Linked DNA regions of Homo sapiens: region 1 is linked to region 2. The links are chromatin loops, found by intact Hi-C in ENCODE. Cell type or tissue: GM12878. All regions are shown on one strand. Links, peaks and the distances in the headings refer to the core of each region. The heading gives the core; the rest is flanking DNA.

Region 1 (8,437 bases), core at 307-8,306, 400 kb after region 2:
TGTGTGGTTATATATGTTAGAGATTCACTTCTAAGTCTTTCTCTAACATTGCTACCAAAATTTTCTGATACGGTTACCACAGTCATGCCAAAATTTATCTTTAAAAATGAGAAATTATTATGGACACTTTTCCGGTCATGAATCTTAAGACTAAGCAAACTAAGCTTCAGTTTTTTCATCTAACAGCTGACTTGCCAAACTAGAAATAATTACAAATAAATATAATTACAAATAAGACACACTTTATTAACCTGCCAAGCACCCTAACAATCGTTAAGGGATTACTAAATAATGAACTATGATAAAAAAAAATGCCTATAATCACCCCTAAAAATATACTTTAGTTAAATTCTGGTTGCTATATTTTAAGTCCTATATTACCTTTCAAACCTACTTTGTCCCAAGCCAAATTGTTAGCCTTTCCATGAAGCAGTCTGGTATTGAAGAAAAGCACTGAACTGTACTCCAAAAAACAATTTTCAGATTTCCAGTCTGGTGTTATTTCTGCTTTATTCACTAGTTATATAATCCTGCGTTAGCATTTTATTTCTCTAGGCTTTAGTTTACTCATTTAAAAAAAAAAAAAAGGCACTGAACCATACGATCTGAAAAAGTGGGTCATTTTTGTGAAAAAATATTTGGCTTTCACCACCTTGCGCTCTTTCTCCCTTCCCATTCCAGTAACTTTTAGTTAACTGAATTTCAAAATAATTTAGTACATAGCATTAGAATCTTCAAGAGAATTTTTTTTCTTTATGTCTTTCTAAAGAGTCACAGAATCCCATTTCCTCAGCACTCATGACCAAATTTTGAGCCCTTAGAAGGCATAAATAAATTCTACTTAATAGAAACATTTTGTGTATTTCTCCTAAATTGCCAGACCTATATAATTTCTGTACATTGTTTCTACCACTGTTACATAGCAACTACTGGTATGTTTGACTGTTTCTCCCATTGGTATTACAGATAACTATGCCTGCCTTTTCCCTAGAACAAATCACAATGTATTGAGAAGGAGCTTCTAATTACCAACATTATAGCAATCTAAATTCAGGCATTTCACAACTCACTCTTAAACTAGACTAAGAAATAGCTAACTAGTCTTCCTTTGTCTTCAAAACGTTTTATCTAATCAAACCTCTACATGCCATAAACTGGAATGCAGTGGCGATCTCAGCTGACTGCAACCTCCGCCTCCCGGGTTCAAGCAATTCTCCTGCCTCAGCCTCCCCAGTAGCTGGGATTACAGGCATGTACCACCACGTCTGGCTAATTTTTGTATTTTAAGTAGAGATGGGGTTTCACCATGGTGGCCAGGCTGGTCTCGAACTTCTGACCTCAGGTGATCCACCCACTTGGGCCTCCCAAAGTGCTGGGACTATAGGCGTGAGCCACCTCGCCCAGCAAGCAACATTCTTAAAAAGAGACTGGATCAAGTAACTCCTGTTTTAACCTTCCCCACATCTCATAATATAGCTCCAAAATTGTCCAATCACTTCAGTATAGCAATAAAACTTTCTCTACATCTGAAACCCACAGAGGCTAGGTGGATTCAAGAGCCTTTTCCTAATCACAATGTATACTCACGATTCCTCCAAACTTCATGTATTCTCACAGAACTTAACTGTTCCTCCAATTTGGCTGTTTAATGTCATCACAGGCATCCAAACTTAACATGATTCAATTTAGGTAAGTGCATTAACAACTTTAGAGACTGGTAACTGCAAGTTTATAAAGCAGTTTTCAAAAATAAGTTCTACCTATTTCAGTCTGCTTGCTACTATAAAAAATTAAACTTTTTAAAAAGGTAAGATAAGCACTTGAGATCATTAAAGAAAGTAATAGTAACAAATAAGAAACGTCACAATGACAATTTCTTACAAAATATGTCCAAAAAAGATCACAAGTTACAGGCCTCAAAGTACCTGTTATTGCATTTATAACTATTACAAGGAGCAACAAATAAACGACCGGCTGAAGTATATATTAATGCTATGTGGAATCTATAATCATTCAAACACTTTTCATTTATAAGTGACTTCATTTAAGATTTTATAAATTTTTTTATCAACTTTTAAATTGCCTGTAAAATGGAAAATAAATAATTGCAGAATGTATGGAGCAGAGATATACAGAACTCAAAAGTAGGCTAGAATTTACACTGACACACTATCTCCCGTAACTTCTTTTAAAATGGCTCTTTGAAACAAAAAACAAAATGAGGAACTACTTATAATGCAATACATAACATCATAAAACAAGTTCCTCTGAAGTACTAGATTTAAACCAAGAAAGTATACTTAATACTAAGAAAGCCTCCAACAGCAGCATTAGCTGACTTCTAGAAAATAACTTCTACTAATGAGAATAAAGCAAACATACACATAGAGGAAGATGTTCATTGCAGAGTTATTTAAAAAGTCAAAAACAGTGTACTAGTTGCGTTGTTAAAGAAAAAAAGAAACGGGAAAAAAAATAGTTATTTGGAAAGCCAAAGAAAAAAGCAAACAACCTAAATGACAAATAAGAACAGAATGGTTACATAAACTATAGTCTCTCATCCATGTACTAACCAAGCCTAATCCTGCTTGCCTTCCAAGTTAGATGAGATCAGGGGTGTTCAGAGTGGTATGGCCGTAGATGATTTGGTCATGCAAAAACACTGGATTTCAGCCATTGTAACGGCATAAAAACTACATATTAACAGTAAAAGTTCAAGGATGGGAAACGTAAAGAGGATTTTGCTTTTCAAGTCAAAGTCTTTTGGTAAGTTTTCCTTGACTACATACAGGAAGTACTTAAATAATTCAAGAAAATAAGCTTTTTTCCCCTAAAAAGTAATAATTACATCATAAATAAAGCACTATTTAAACAAAGTGCAATACACTCACATAATGGAATTCTATGGAACCACTGGAAAGAATAGGAATCTACCTAACAGTATACTTTTATGGGATGATGTGCAGTGTTACTGGAAATACTAGTTGTAGTAGCAACATATAAATGATTCTATCTATGAAAAAAAGTCATGTATATTCATCAATAGGTGGCACATGCATATTTTTACAGATATATGTTTACAAGTTTATATATGAGAATCAGAAAGGAATAAGAAGACTGATTTTTGGTTTCTATTTCTACACTGTTTAAATTTTTATTAGAACCATCATGTACTATTTTTAATTAGTAAGACTTAAGAAATTGTGTCAAATTAACAATAATGAGAGCATTATTATTGTTAACTACTGTATATACCATGATTCTGACAACAGAATACTACTCAGCAATACAAAGAAGCAAACTACAGATATATGCAATAATATGGATAAATCTCAGGCACATTAAAGCCTTGCTCAAAATAATACTCTGATTCCACTGACAGAAAAGTTCTACAACAGGTAATACTAATATATAGTGTAAAAAAGGCAGAACACTGCTTTCTTCTAGAGGTAGGTGGGGGCATGGGAAAAGAAATGAGTAAATTTTCCAGGGCAAGGGTAATGTTATCTTAACAGGTGACTGGGTTACAAAAATGTATACACTTGTAAAAACTATAAAATGGTACACTTAAGATCTGTGCACTTGATTGTATCTGTATTCTAAAATTAAAATAAAACTAAAGTACTGAAGTAAAGCATGGTATGCATGCTTTAGGGGTAAGTGCACTGACATCTGCGATTTACTCTGAAATGAACCAAAGGATAATAGTGACAAGCACACTAAAATGTTAATGGTAGAATCTCAATGACGGGTATGTCACTGTAAAATTCTTTCAACTTTTCTGTATATTCAAAATTTTCAAAATAAAGTTGTAGGGCAAGGGCAGTCAAGGAAAACCAGGCAGGAAAATTCTAAAAATGAACATTATTGACAGAGGACTAGCCTTTCATCACCAAAAATAAGAGAATAGTGTAAAAGATATAGATCAATATATAAAAAGTCTAGAATAAACCCAAATACACATAAGAACTTAGTATCTATTTAAGGTTGCATCTCAAATCCCTGGGAAAACATGGATTATGCAGTCAAGTTTTATAGAGATAACTTTGTGTGCATCTGAATAAAAATACATAAATAAGGCTATATCCATACTTCATACCTGGATTTTCTTTAAAAATAAGATCATAAAGGACATGGATGATACTACTTGAGAAAATACAGTGACTGGTTTCCATTTTGCCTCACTGACTTCTCGTGGTAAGTCACAGTATGATTTGTAGCACGCATATAGTCAATTAGAGTTCATTAATTGACTGGTAACCCAATTAGTATGCTGGCATACAGTAAGCACAACTAGTGATAGCTTTCGCTATAATATCACTGGCAGTAACTTCATCTCAAAATAGGGAAAGTTTTTCTGACTATGACTACAATAGAAAATCCAAACCCCATGAAATAAAGGATAAATTCAACTACATAAAATGAAGCATTTCTTTTTGTGTGTGTGTTTTTTTGAGACAGTCTTGTTCTGTAGCTCAGGCTGGAGTGCGGTGGCGCCATCTAGCGTCACTGCAACCACCACCTCCTGGGTTCAAGCAATTCTCCTGCTTCAGCTTCCCCTGTAGCTGGGATTACAGGCGCCCACCACAACACCAGGCTGATTTTTATATTTTTAGTAGAGACATGGTTTCACCATGTTGGCCAGGCTGGTCTCGAACTCTTGAACTCAAATGATCCACCCACCTCAGCCTCCCAAAGTGCTGGGATTACAGGCGTGAGCCACCGCACCCAGCCGAAGCATTTCTATATTAGAAAAATTACCATAAGCAGAATCAAAACATAAATGTCAGTATGGGAAAGAGAAAGTTGCAGATCATATCACAATTTCCCTAATACATGAAAAGCTCCTACAAATCAACTTTTTAAGAAACCAACAATGTATCAGAAAAACTAGGGAGTGTATGAACAATCAACAGGAAAAAATATATAATACGTAACACTATATATAATTATATATTATACAAGAATACATAATTATTATATAATTATATATTATGCAATACATTATTATATAATTATATATTATACATTATTATATAATTATATATTATACAATACATTATTATATAATTATGTATTATACAATAATACATAATTATATAATAATGTATTATACAATACATAATTATATAATTATATATTATACAATAATACATAATTATTATATAATTATATATTATACAATAATACATAATTATTATATAATTATATATTATACAATAATACATAATTATTATATAATTATATATTATACAATAATACATAATTATTATATAATTATATATTAATTATATATAAAATATATAATTAATTGTATAACGGTAATATATAATTAGTAATTATATATAATTACATTATATATTATTTATGATGTAACCATTACTTTTTAGGAAAAAAGCTTACTTTCTTAAATTATTAAATTAATCTCTGGAGCATTATATATTATATACAATAATTATGTAAGTATTATGTACTATATATGTAATGGTTACATCATAAATCACATATATTCTAATATATTAGTTATATAATTATATGTTATATATTATATATAAACATAATTAATATGTAAAATATGTTATCCATATATAATTTATATATATTTATATATATAAATAAACATAGGAAAAATTTTTCAACCTAACTTTTATAAAACAAACACACATTAAAACTATGTTAGCCATTCCACCTCGGGCTGGATGTGGAACATCACAAGAGACCACTGCTCTCACCCCAACAAGAAACAAGCCGCTTTAACTACAAAACTGTAGTATTTTTTAAAACCCAACAAGCTTGAGAAGACCAAAAAAAAAAAAAATCTGTAAATGAACTAACTATATTCTAGAAAGTGACAAACTCTTCAGAAGAGCAAAGAAACTCATGTTTACTCTCATTCCTGGTGGAAAGTCAGGAAGAAAAATCTGACTCCATAGATGGAGGTACAGAGAAACCAGCGAAACTTTAAATCATCTTTTAGCAGTCATATACACATGCTGTCGAGAGATTAGAATCAGAAGTACCACAAGCCACAAAGTGAGTCTACAGCCACTCATCAACACTTACTAACCAAAGACTCATGAGTAATTCTGGGAGCAAGGAAGAACTACAAGAGATTACCAAGGAACTACTAGCTTCCAGCTAACAAAGTCTGAGTGTAGAGCACAAGGGCTGAGTGAAACCCCTCTGAGGCATTCTTGGGTGGGTTACCATTCAAAAGACAAGGAAAGGAGCAACAATGCTGAAAAACAGTTCCAAAAGTCATAAAGGCAGGAGGTAGGAGTTAAGAACAAAGATCTCCCCAGCAATTCAAAAACCTGGAACCAGGGGCATCTGATCTCTCAAGCTGCCCACTTGGCCCTCTTCCAAGTGTACTTTACTTCCTTTCATTCTTGCTGTAAAGCATTTTAATAAACATTCACTCCTGCGCTAAAACTTGCCTCAGTTTCTCCTTCTGCCTTATGTCTCCTCGGTCGAATTCTTTCTTCTGAGACAAGAAGTGAGGTTGCTGCAGATCCATATGGATTTGCAGCAGGTAACATACATCAGTTCCGCATGACTTGAGTACATTCCCTACTTGTAAGAGACCTGTACACAGTACCATCTTCGGCTGGAGACATTCAACCCCCATACAGTTTTCTTCTCCCATTCGCTGTCTGGCTTACTAATCAACCCTCAGAACAATTCCTCTTGGTCACAAGTGGCTCTCCTCCCCCCGTATGACCACTGAGATCACCTTGTGGGGGTGGGAAGGACCTTGGGGTCTGCACCGAGTGGACCTGAGGCACTAATGGCCCTCCTGGGCAGGAGGCTCACGAGAATGATAGGGTTAAAGCCTAAAACCGTGCAGTGCTTGGGGTTTCCTGTTTTTTCAACTAAAATCAGCTTTTCTCCAAGAAGCTGCACTGCCTATTCTTTTTGTGTGTGTGTGTTCTGAAATGGCTTTGTGCACGTGCTGGACTGTTCACCTTGGGGGCAAGTCTGCTTCTCTGTTTTCACTCTACATGCCACGTGACTTCTTAAACACACACTTCCTATTATTTGTGCGCCTGCGGCTTTTACTGTGTTTACACAGTAGCAAAGCCGGGATCCCCCGCAGATATCCCCTGAGATTTGTACTTGTTCTTACCCTACCAGCTCAAATGACCTCCAACCTTCCCCTCTGCTGGCACATTGTGGGGACAAACACTAACTGGAACTGCCGCTCTGCTAGCTCCTTACGACTTACCATATGCTTTCCATTCCAGCCCCATGGCTGAGTTTTCTGGTGGCTTTTGAAGCAGTTTGTCAACCTCCATAAAGGCTCACTCTGGCCCTTCAATGATTCCACCTACTTGCTTTTTGAGTTAGCACCCCTTTGGTAGGAAGAGAAATTCTTCTGCCATTTGCGAGTCCTTACCTCAAGCCCTAAGTCCTCTAGAGGTTACTACTTTCTGTCAAGAGGGCAAATAAACGTTGCCCTCTGGAATCAAAGTGCCGTTTTTGGAAGCATATAAAGGCTTTCCATGAGTATTTCTCTTGCTTCCTCCCAACTTCCTTCTGTAGCATCCATTTCTCTATTCCGTGCCTTTCTCAACATGCATCAAGACCTTCAAGGTCATATTTGAACAAAAGGAAGTCCAGCCCCCTTGTAGCAATTAGCTAAATTTTATTTTATTTTTATTTTTGACAGAGTCTCGCTCTGTTGCCCAGGCTGGAGTGCAGTGGCACCAGCTTGGCTCACTGCAACCTCCGCCTCCTGGGTTCAAGCGATTCTCCTGCCTCAACCTCCTGAGTAGCTGGGATTACAGGCACCCATAACAACACCCGGCTAATTTTTGTACTTTTAGTTTGGACGGGGTTTCACCACATTGGCCAGGATGGTCTTGAACCTCTGATGTCAGGTGATCCGTCCACCTTGGCCTCCCAGAGTGCTGGGATTACAGGTGTGAGCCACGGCACCCAGCCCCAAAGGGAAAATTCTCATTCTGCCCTCAAAGCATTTGAAGCCAATGGTGAACTGAATCAAACGAAAGTTGTTACAAAGCCCAGAACCAATCAGACTACAGGGCAACTGACTCAGCCTCCACTCAAGTGGCCTAACAAAAAAAAGGCATGCCCCCTTACTGAAAATAAATCTTATTTACTTCAGTCTCTACAGTCCTTTTACACAAAAGATCTAGCATAAAACCAACTAAAGGGAACACAAAATAGTAAGAAAATGTGATCTACATGAGACGAAACAGTCAATGGAAACATACTCAGAGACTGTCCAGATAATAGATTAGACGGGGACTTCACAATAATGATAAAAATGCTAAAGAATTTACTGGAAAATGTGGACAACATGCATGGAGAGGTGGGGAACTTCAGTGAATACACAGAAACTATTAAAAAGAGCCAAATGGGAAAATCCAGAAATAAAAAATCTGAATCAGAAATAACTCTCCTTCGCAGTCTG
Region 2 (8,437 bases), core at 363-8,362:
ATATTTATTGAGTATCTGTATGTGAAAAGTATTGTGGAGTTGTTACAAGAAAAACTAATAACACACAATATCATTATACTATTTTAAATTCAACTATCACCCCTTAGGGACAGTTAGCATCGAGGGGCCCAAGGGGGAAACATGGGGGTACATCCTCCTGCCAATGTCCTCTGTGAACTTTGCCCATTAAAATATTTAAATGCATTATGCAACATCCTCAAAAAAAAAAAAAAAAAAAAAAACACCACTGCCCTGGGAATCAGGAACCCTCTCTCTGTTTCCCTTTTGAAAGTAACACACATCCTTGTGCCTCAGTTTATCCTTTTATTCTTTCTTACCTAGCATAACTGGAGAGCCAAGGGGAAAAAAAACCAAACAAACAAACAGATTATTTCACTTGAGTACTGGTGTATATTGGACTCACATAGAGATCCTTTAATCCTTTTAGAGCCCGAGGGCTATATTTAGCACTATAATTAGTATAAAATTATTAGCTCATATTAATTATTCACCCTCATATTAAGTGGGTATTCTTATATCCTTAGAGGTTGCTTTAGTAGCAGAAAAGAACTTTAAACTTCATAGTAATCTATCACTTATCTGCACTCCTATATTTCCTATTATCCACGTCGTTCTGATTAACAACACATATGCTGCCTTGAATTACTATAAAAGATTGCATTTATTTATATAATAAATGCTGTAAATATATATAATTTATGCATATGTTCTGTCAGCCATTAATAGAAATAAACTATATAAATCTAGCACTCACATATAAACCGAGCAATCACATAGCATTATTAATAAAAATTATAACACTAAGTCCCTGTGTCTTTTAGTAATAGTCTTGTTACTTATCTGAGCCCATTTAGGCATTTGCAATTACTAAGTTCTTCTAGGTAGATACACAAAGCTTCTAATAGTTAGAGGTAGGTGTAAGCTAAAATTTTTCTCCCTCACCATTGCTATCTGATGATTTGTTACAATGAAAGCAATAATTAATCCTGCAACACTTCTCAATATCTATCAGTAAGCAGGAACACACACACACACATAACCTGTTCTGTGAAAACCTCATTATAGAACTTATTATACAAATAAATATGTGCCTACCAATTCAAGCAGCACATATTGTGTCTTTTACTGTGGAACAGACAAAATATGTTACAGGATTCCAGTGGATGAGAATTTATCATGGATTGTGGTAATGGAGGAAACAACCACAAAAGAAGTTAAACTTGAACCTGAGTCCCAAGGAAAGTCAGCAAAGACATTCTAAGCAGGGAGGAACCAACAAAAGTCCAGAGGTGGAAACATTTTAGGCACGCTCACTGTTTGTGGAATTGGACTTTTCCTTCTTCAAGCCATCAAAGTTGGAACAACATTTTGAACATAAGGAATATTATCATCAAATTATAGGTGTCTTAGCAGCCTTACCACCAAAATTAATTTATTCTAATAGGCCACATAGGCCACATAGGCATAAATATTGTAGATTTTCTATTTTATATGGGCAACTTGACTTTCAGTTCAAATATTTTATAACCTATTTCCTTAAACATGAAAGGCTATGAAAGCACCACCTATAATCCTGTTAGCAGCTCAGTGTGTTACTGCTACTAATAATGTCAAGGAGGCAATAGTCTTTTCCCCATGTTTATTCATTCATTTATGCATGCATAATCAGCAATCAGGGTTAAACAAGTACTAGGTATCCTGCTTTCTGCGAAGCCATCAGCAGCTCCAGTGAGTTGAGGGGAATGGTACTTAGTATCCCTTATCACCTAGTGACTATGATGATAGTTAATGGACTAAGATAATCATCCAAGGCTATGACCAGTGAGTGGTAGATGATACTAACAAGGAGATAGCAGGGGACATTCACTGACCAAATAACTACCCCCTCCTGAGCCCCTCACCCTGCAAAGATTGTTAAATGTTTTCCCACTGGTAAACTGAGAGACTAAGACTTCTTTTAAGGGTGGCCAGAGTGCTGGCTCATTTTGACAATTTCTAAGAGGTAGGCCTACCTAGGACTCTCAAGCTAAATTTAAAATAGAATTGTGATGTACAAAGTAGAAGGTCAGTGAGGTGACTCTATCTTCATATAGTATTTGCACTTATTTTGTAAGGCCATCAGGAGAATTGGCAGGATTGCCACCTGTCCTTCTGTCTGCATTATAAGAAAGCTGAGCTTCTGACTTTGAGGTATGCTACTAGGCTGATTATATGCCCAGATTTGATCAGGACAGTCCCAGTTTTTGTCAGTTGCCCAGGTGTGTAATTATTAACAGCACCTTACTTTCTTCTTAAAAGTGCCCCGCTGACACAATAAATTATATGGTCACATTACTACTAGCTGACTTCACCCTTGGATAATAGCTATCTATTCTTATCAACTATTTGGGAAGGAAGGCTTCTGATAGGTTAAAATGTTTCTAACCAAGGAGAACTGCTATAGGGGTTTCTGGAGCTAATTATGTGATACTAAACACAGTTTGATCAGCAGAGCTATTAATACATCAGGGAAATGAATTACCATAGCCCAGTGGTCGAGAGCACAGACTCTGGGGCCAGGCTCTCAGGTTCACATTCCAGTGCTGCCACTTTCTGCTCATGTGACCTTGTCCTCCCTAGTCTCAGTTTCCTCATCTGTAAAGTGGGAATGATAAGAGTACCTATCTCATACTGTATCAGTCCATTTTCACATTGCTAATAAAGACATACCCAAGACTGAGCAACTTACAAAAGAAGAGGTTTAATTGGACTTGAAGTGGCCCCTTTCAGCCACAGTTGGAGCAGCTGGGACGCAGGGCACCAAGTCCCTAGGCTGCACACAGCATGGGGAACCTGGATGCAGCCGATGAAACCACTTTTTCCTCCTAGGCCTTGGGCCTGTGAAGGGAGGGGCTAACATGAAGACCTCTGACATGCCCTAGAGACATTTTCCCTGTTGTCTTGGGGATCAACATTTGACTCCTCGTTACTTAAGTAAATATCTGCTGCCAGTTTGAATTGCTTCTCAGAAAAAGGGATTTTCTTTTCTATCGCATTTTCAGGCTTCAAATTTTCCAAACTTTTATGCTCTGTTTCCCTTATAAAACTGAATACTTTTAACAGCATCCAAGTCACCTCTTGAATACTTTGCTACTTAGAAATTTCTGTCACCAGACACCCTAAATCATCTCTCCCAAGTTCAAAGTTCCACAAATCTCTAGGGCAGGGGCAAAATGCCACCAGTCTCTTTGCTAAAATGTAACAAGAGTCACCTTTGCTCCAGTTCCCAACAAGTTCCTCATCTCCATCTGGGACGACCTCAGCTGGGACCTTACTGTTCATATCACTATCAGCATTTTTGTCAAAGCCATTCAACAAGTCTCTAGTAAGTTCCAAACTTTCCAACATTTTTCTGTCTTCTTCTGAGCCCTCCAAACTGTTCCAACCTCTGCCTATTATCCAGTTCCAAAGTTGCTTCCACGTTCTCGGGTATCTTTTCAGCAATGCCCCACTCTCAGTACCAATTCACTGTATTAGTCTGTTTTCACGCTGCTGATGAAGACATACTGGGCAATCTACAAGAGGAAGAGGTTTAATTGGACTTAAAGTTCCACGTGGCTGGGGAAGCCTCACAATCATTCTGGAAGGCAAGGAAGAGCCAGTCGTGTCTTACATAGATGGCAGCAGGCAAAGAGAGAGAGCTTGCACAGGAGAACTCCTCCTTTTAAAACCATCAGATCTTGTGAGACTTATTCACTATCACAAGAACAGCATGAGAAAGACTTGCCCCATGATTCAATTACTTCCCACTGGTCCCTCCCACAACACATGGGAATTCAAGATGAGATGTGGATGGAGACACAGCTAAACCGTATCACATACCCTCAATAGGGTTTCAATGAGGAATGCATGAATTAATACGTGTAAAGTGCCTAGAACAGTGCCTGACATACTGTCGATTATATAATAAGGGGTTCTTCTCATCATATCATCTATTAAAAAGATAGACATGCATAAATTAACAGTCCTACTATAGATGCAGCCTTCATTGAGCAATATCAAACATAACTTCAATAGACTACAGACAATTTGATAGTCTACAAAACAAATGACAGGTTGCTATAAGCTATAATTAAGATATTTGAGATCTATATCATAATAAAAATAAAGGTTTTGTTTACAGTAACACTCTGAGCTTATGTGAAGTGAAACTTTGTCTTTTTTTCTTAATCTCACTGACCAATACAAAAATATTATTGTGCTCTGTTTTATTATTCTCAAGATACAAAGAATTCTAGTATCTTAATGTTACACAGCATATTAAAATTTTTGATCTTCTAATACTCTAAACCCTCACTTATATCTCCCCAGCTCTGCATAAAAGGTACCATATATATTTTTGATTTGGGTATGCCACTAAACCAGATATATTTTATTATACACTTTTGAGAAAATACACGTATAACTTGAAAAAGAATCACTGATAAATAATTGGATACATTAAATAGATAATACTTGACTGTTGGTTGTTGAACTGGGGATTAAGATATCAGATAGTTCCCCAAAGTAAATACCTTGATTGAATGATCACAACGGAATTTATAAATTAAATACAAAAGATTACGTTAATGTGATATAAATGGGAACATGAGAAAATATCAAAGTTGAAGTTTTTGTTGGAAAATGAATTTGAAATGATCTCTTATGCATATGCAACTTTTTAATACATACTCTCTGAGGTACATTTACACTCACATTTAGAAGTCTAATTAGTAATAAAAAGGGAAGAGTTTGTAATGATAGCACCCTGCTCTTAGGGTCCCTATTACAGATTCTGAAAACAAATTCATTAATATCTTAATCTACATTATATCATTTTCAGTACGCAAATACTTCAGCCCAGAAGATGTAAACTTTATTTATTTGCATTTAACCTGTAAGGTTGAAGCCTAGAGATCTTGTTTCTTTCAAAAATCAGGCTTTTGACATTTTTCTCCTGCCAAACAAAAGATTTAAAAAAGAAGTAGCCAAAATGCTTTTAAATACGTCCCTTTTTCTAATATGTGCTGTTTCTTGAGAAGGCTAAGAGGCATTTAGGTAGAGAACCATCAAAAACATTGCTCCTAATGCCTCTCTTTTAGGCTATTACTGGTAGAATCCCTCTTAACCCTTGAGGCAACTCAACAATTGAGTTAAGGAGATTTTCGTGTATCGGTTTTGCCTGTCATATGGTTGACTTAACTTCAGAATATACTTTGCAGCTGAAGGTTCATTTCCCTCAATTTGTTAAGTGGCTAATTATAAAGGTTCACAAAAGAATTGACACAAGGGAAAGAGATGAGCCTGACTTCTATCAGCTGCCCCAAGGGACCTGTACAAGTGTCATCTGTAAAAACAGAGCACAAATTAAACAATGGCCATAATAAGCTGCCAGGAGCAGGGGTGTATTGAAAGGGGAATTCTTATGTAGATGCAAAGCAGGCACTAAATGGCTGGGACTTTTGTTTATTTTTTCACATTGACAGCTAAGGTCCAATGTAAGTAATTGTATTTAAGCTTCTGCTGCAAAAATAAAAGTTTAAACCTGAGTTGACCAAAATAAGAGAAATAAGAAGACAACTCTTTATTTTGTATCTGCAGCTGACATATACATATTTTTCTCTCTACAATATATTGGAAATAGTTTTGAAATCCAATAAAAACCTAGCTATAATTTCTGAATAAGCAGATATTTTAAATAAAGTTACTAGAAATAGTAACCACAAATATGAGTATGAGATGAAACATCTATTTTCCATCAGATCAGAAACAAATATTTTCCATCAGATAACTTGATTTTCTCTTTACAGGCAGTGCCATGAATTCTAAATATCCGCGTTTTTAACATTTGAAAAAGCATAAACAACAAAGAAAACTCTCTTTACTTGGAGCTATGATAGCTAATGAAATGAAATGAAAATTGCTGCATTGTTTCTACCTTTCATCAAAACATCTCTGTGCATAGTATTTGCATCATTATGTAAGACATTTGCAAATATGTATAATGGTTTTGCCTATGGGAAAAGTCTCCTACTCTAATGTATTCCTGAAAGATAAATGAACAATTCTTTAGGTATGATAAAAAGATTCAGAGGGTTGGATAGAGCAGTGATATTAAAACTACAAGCTCATCATTTAAGTTTTTTTTTTTAAATGTCAATTGCTAACACTGCAGGTCTGTATTTTACTTAGTTTTTTTTCTCTGCAAACTCACCACCTCTTTTCCAATTTCTTTTCTGATTCAAGATACGCAACATCCTGTTTGCCGGAGCTGCCTGCTTTGATACGTCAGCAAGGATCTTGTGAAGTTAAAAGTATTTGGTTTCAGATCTCAGATCTGAATTTTTGCCTGAACTCCGTGTTTTCAGTTGTCTTGAAACAATGGCTGAAATTTGGCCATCAGCAGATATCCAACCCATTGCATTGTTCATCCACTGAATTTAGTAATCAGAGCAAGACCTGATTTTTAGAGCATATTACCCACTGATATTGAAATTATAAAAATGTGAAGAGAGATTTTATCATATTTTTTAAAGATAGGAAGTAGATGGAGGGTAATGGATTTAACCCACGGGGTAACAGACTTACCAGAGTGGAAGTAGAGTAGGGTAGAGCAGAGTAGAAGTAGAACATACCTGCTGGCACAGGGCGGGCAGCAACACAGATGAGCTAGATTGCCCAATAAACCCCTGAGAGATTCTGCACTGGAAACATCAGGTATCTGATGGGTACAAAGCCAAAAAGACATGCTTGGGCTAAAATTGTACGTATGGTCATAGAATCTCCCAAGGAGATTGGAGTTTTATTTTCTGGGAGAAACTGGGCAGAGTGTTCCCAGATTCAGGTAGAATAGAAACAAAGGCGGTCAGGATTGGGGTGTGGAGCTGATAACAGAATAATTCCTTTAAGAGAAAGCAGGCTCGTAGAATACCCCCACCAACCAGCAGGAAGCTGAAGGAGTCTTCTGTAGTGGAACTGGTCTGACTTTTAGAGATCTTCCAGTGAAAGGGTCATGTTGCTTCCTGTTGAGCCCACAGTCAAGCCCTTAGGTGCACAAGTCCCATCCACAAATTTGGAGCCTCCAATCTGCTTTTAATGCCTCATTCATAAACCTTAACAAGCAACGAGGGATCACTGGGCATTGGGTTAAAGCCTCCATTATGAAAATATTATAAAACAATAATACAAGAAAAGAATTCAGAGCAGAAAGACAACACAGAGAACAGAAGAATTAAAAATATCTTTGGAGAGTTAACAACAGGTATTGTGTTCATAAAACAAGAACGGGGTGCTGTGAAAAGAAACTATCAGAGAATCACAAAGAGCTATTATAAATTAAGAATAAGAAAGGCAAAATGACAATTTGACAGAAAGGTTGATAAAGGTAAGAAAAAGTCCTCAAAGTATATCAAAAAAACACAAAGAAATGGAAAGTGTACAAATTTTAAAAATTAGTCAAATGAGAAGACACCATATTTTATTAATAGAAGGTCTAGAGAGATTAAGAGAAATAGAGCAAATGAAAGTACCTAAGAAATAACAGGAAAAACATTCAGAACTGAAAGACAAGACATTTGTCTCCTGGTTATAAGAATATTGCAAGTACCCAGCCCAATTAATAAAAAAGAGAGACCAAACCAATGCATTACCAAGGCACATTATCATGAATTTTCAGAACACTGAGGATAAACACAATATCTTAAATACTTCAAGAAAGAAAGAAAGGAAAGAAAAAAAAGGGATAAGAAAAAAACCTAGGACAAAACAATAGATCGCATATAGAGAATAAAGAATTAGAATGGCATTGAATTTCCCAAAAGCAATATTGGAGACTAGAAGAAGAGGAAAAATTGCTTTCAAAATTCTAAGGCAAAATGACCATAAACCCTAAATTTTGTATTATTTAGCATTCTCAGTGGGGTCTGAGAGTAGAATAAATATATATTTAAACATATTAGGACTCCAAAAATGTTACCTACCATTACCTTTTTTTTTTTTTAGGGACCCACTGCAGGTTACATAATTCAGAAAAAGTAGGAAATAATTCAAGAGAGAGTTACAGAATATACATACTCTAATGTTAGAGTGAAAAGATGTCCCAGTTTATTTGAACAGTCTTGGTTTAGCTCTAGTGTTTGGACATAATTGTAAGTAACACTCCTTTTATTCTCAAAAGTGTCCTCTTTATTTCTAAACGGTGTATACTAATCTCATATTTTATGATGTTCAAGATTCTTAATCAAATTTCCTCATTTTGGTTCAATGTGAAAAAACATGATGAAACCAATGATTCAATTTAGATAAATTCTGGGAAATGAATTAGAAAATATACATGATTATCTTGTAGCTATGAGATAATCATGCTGGGAGTAAACTTCTCATTAGCAGATGCAAGTTT

What was found. A loop is a pair of places that touch in the nucleus more often than their neighbours do. Peaks named below come from ENCODE experiments on the same cell type or tissue, not always from the same donor. Only the 100,000 strongest peaks of a DNase experiment are listed, where the experiment ranks them.
Region 1: a loop joins it to region 2, with 4 times the contacts of the local background. A loop is called at or near these places in 2 of 110 quality-filtered maps.

What each region holds. Positions count from the first base shown.
Region 1 is chr13:79,386,990-79,395,426 of GRCh38, forward strand. The region is part of intron 1 of RBM26 (RNA binding motif protein 26); the gene reads right to left. It also overlaps the pseudogene RNA5SP33. Among named protein-coding and RNA genes, the nearest start is that of RBM26, 15 kb to the right of the region's middle. RefSeq lists enhancers at 6,208-6,267, 6,278-6,327. In GM12878, for the core only: a CTCF peak has its summit at 4,486 (motif pointing left); no DNase peak of the experiment used is centred there; H3K4me3 peaks cover 1,242 bases; H3K27ac peaks cover 3,359 bases.
Region 2 is chr13:78,988,667-78,997,103 of GRCh38, forward strand. No RefSeq gene overlaps it. Among named protein-coding and RNA genes, the nearest start is that of LINC00331, 150 kb to the left of the region's middle. In GM12878, for the core only: no CTCF peak of the experiment used is centred there; a DNase peak (open chromatin) is centred at 5,345.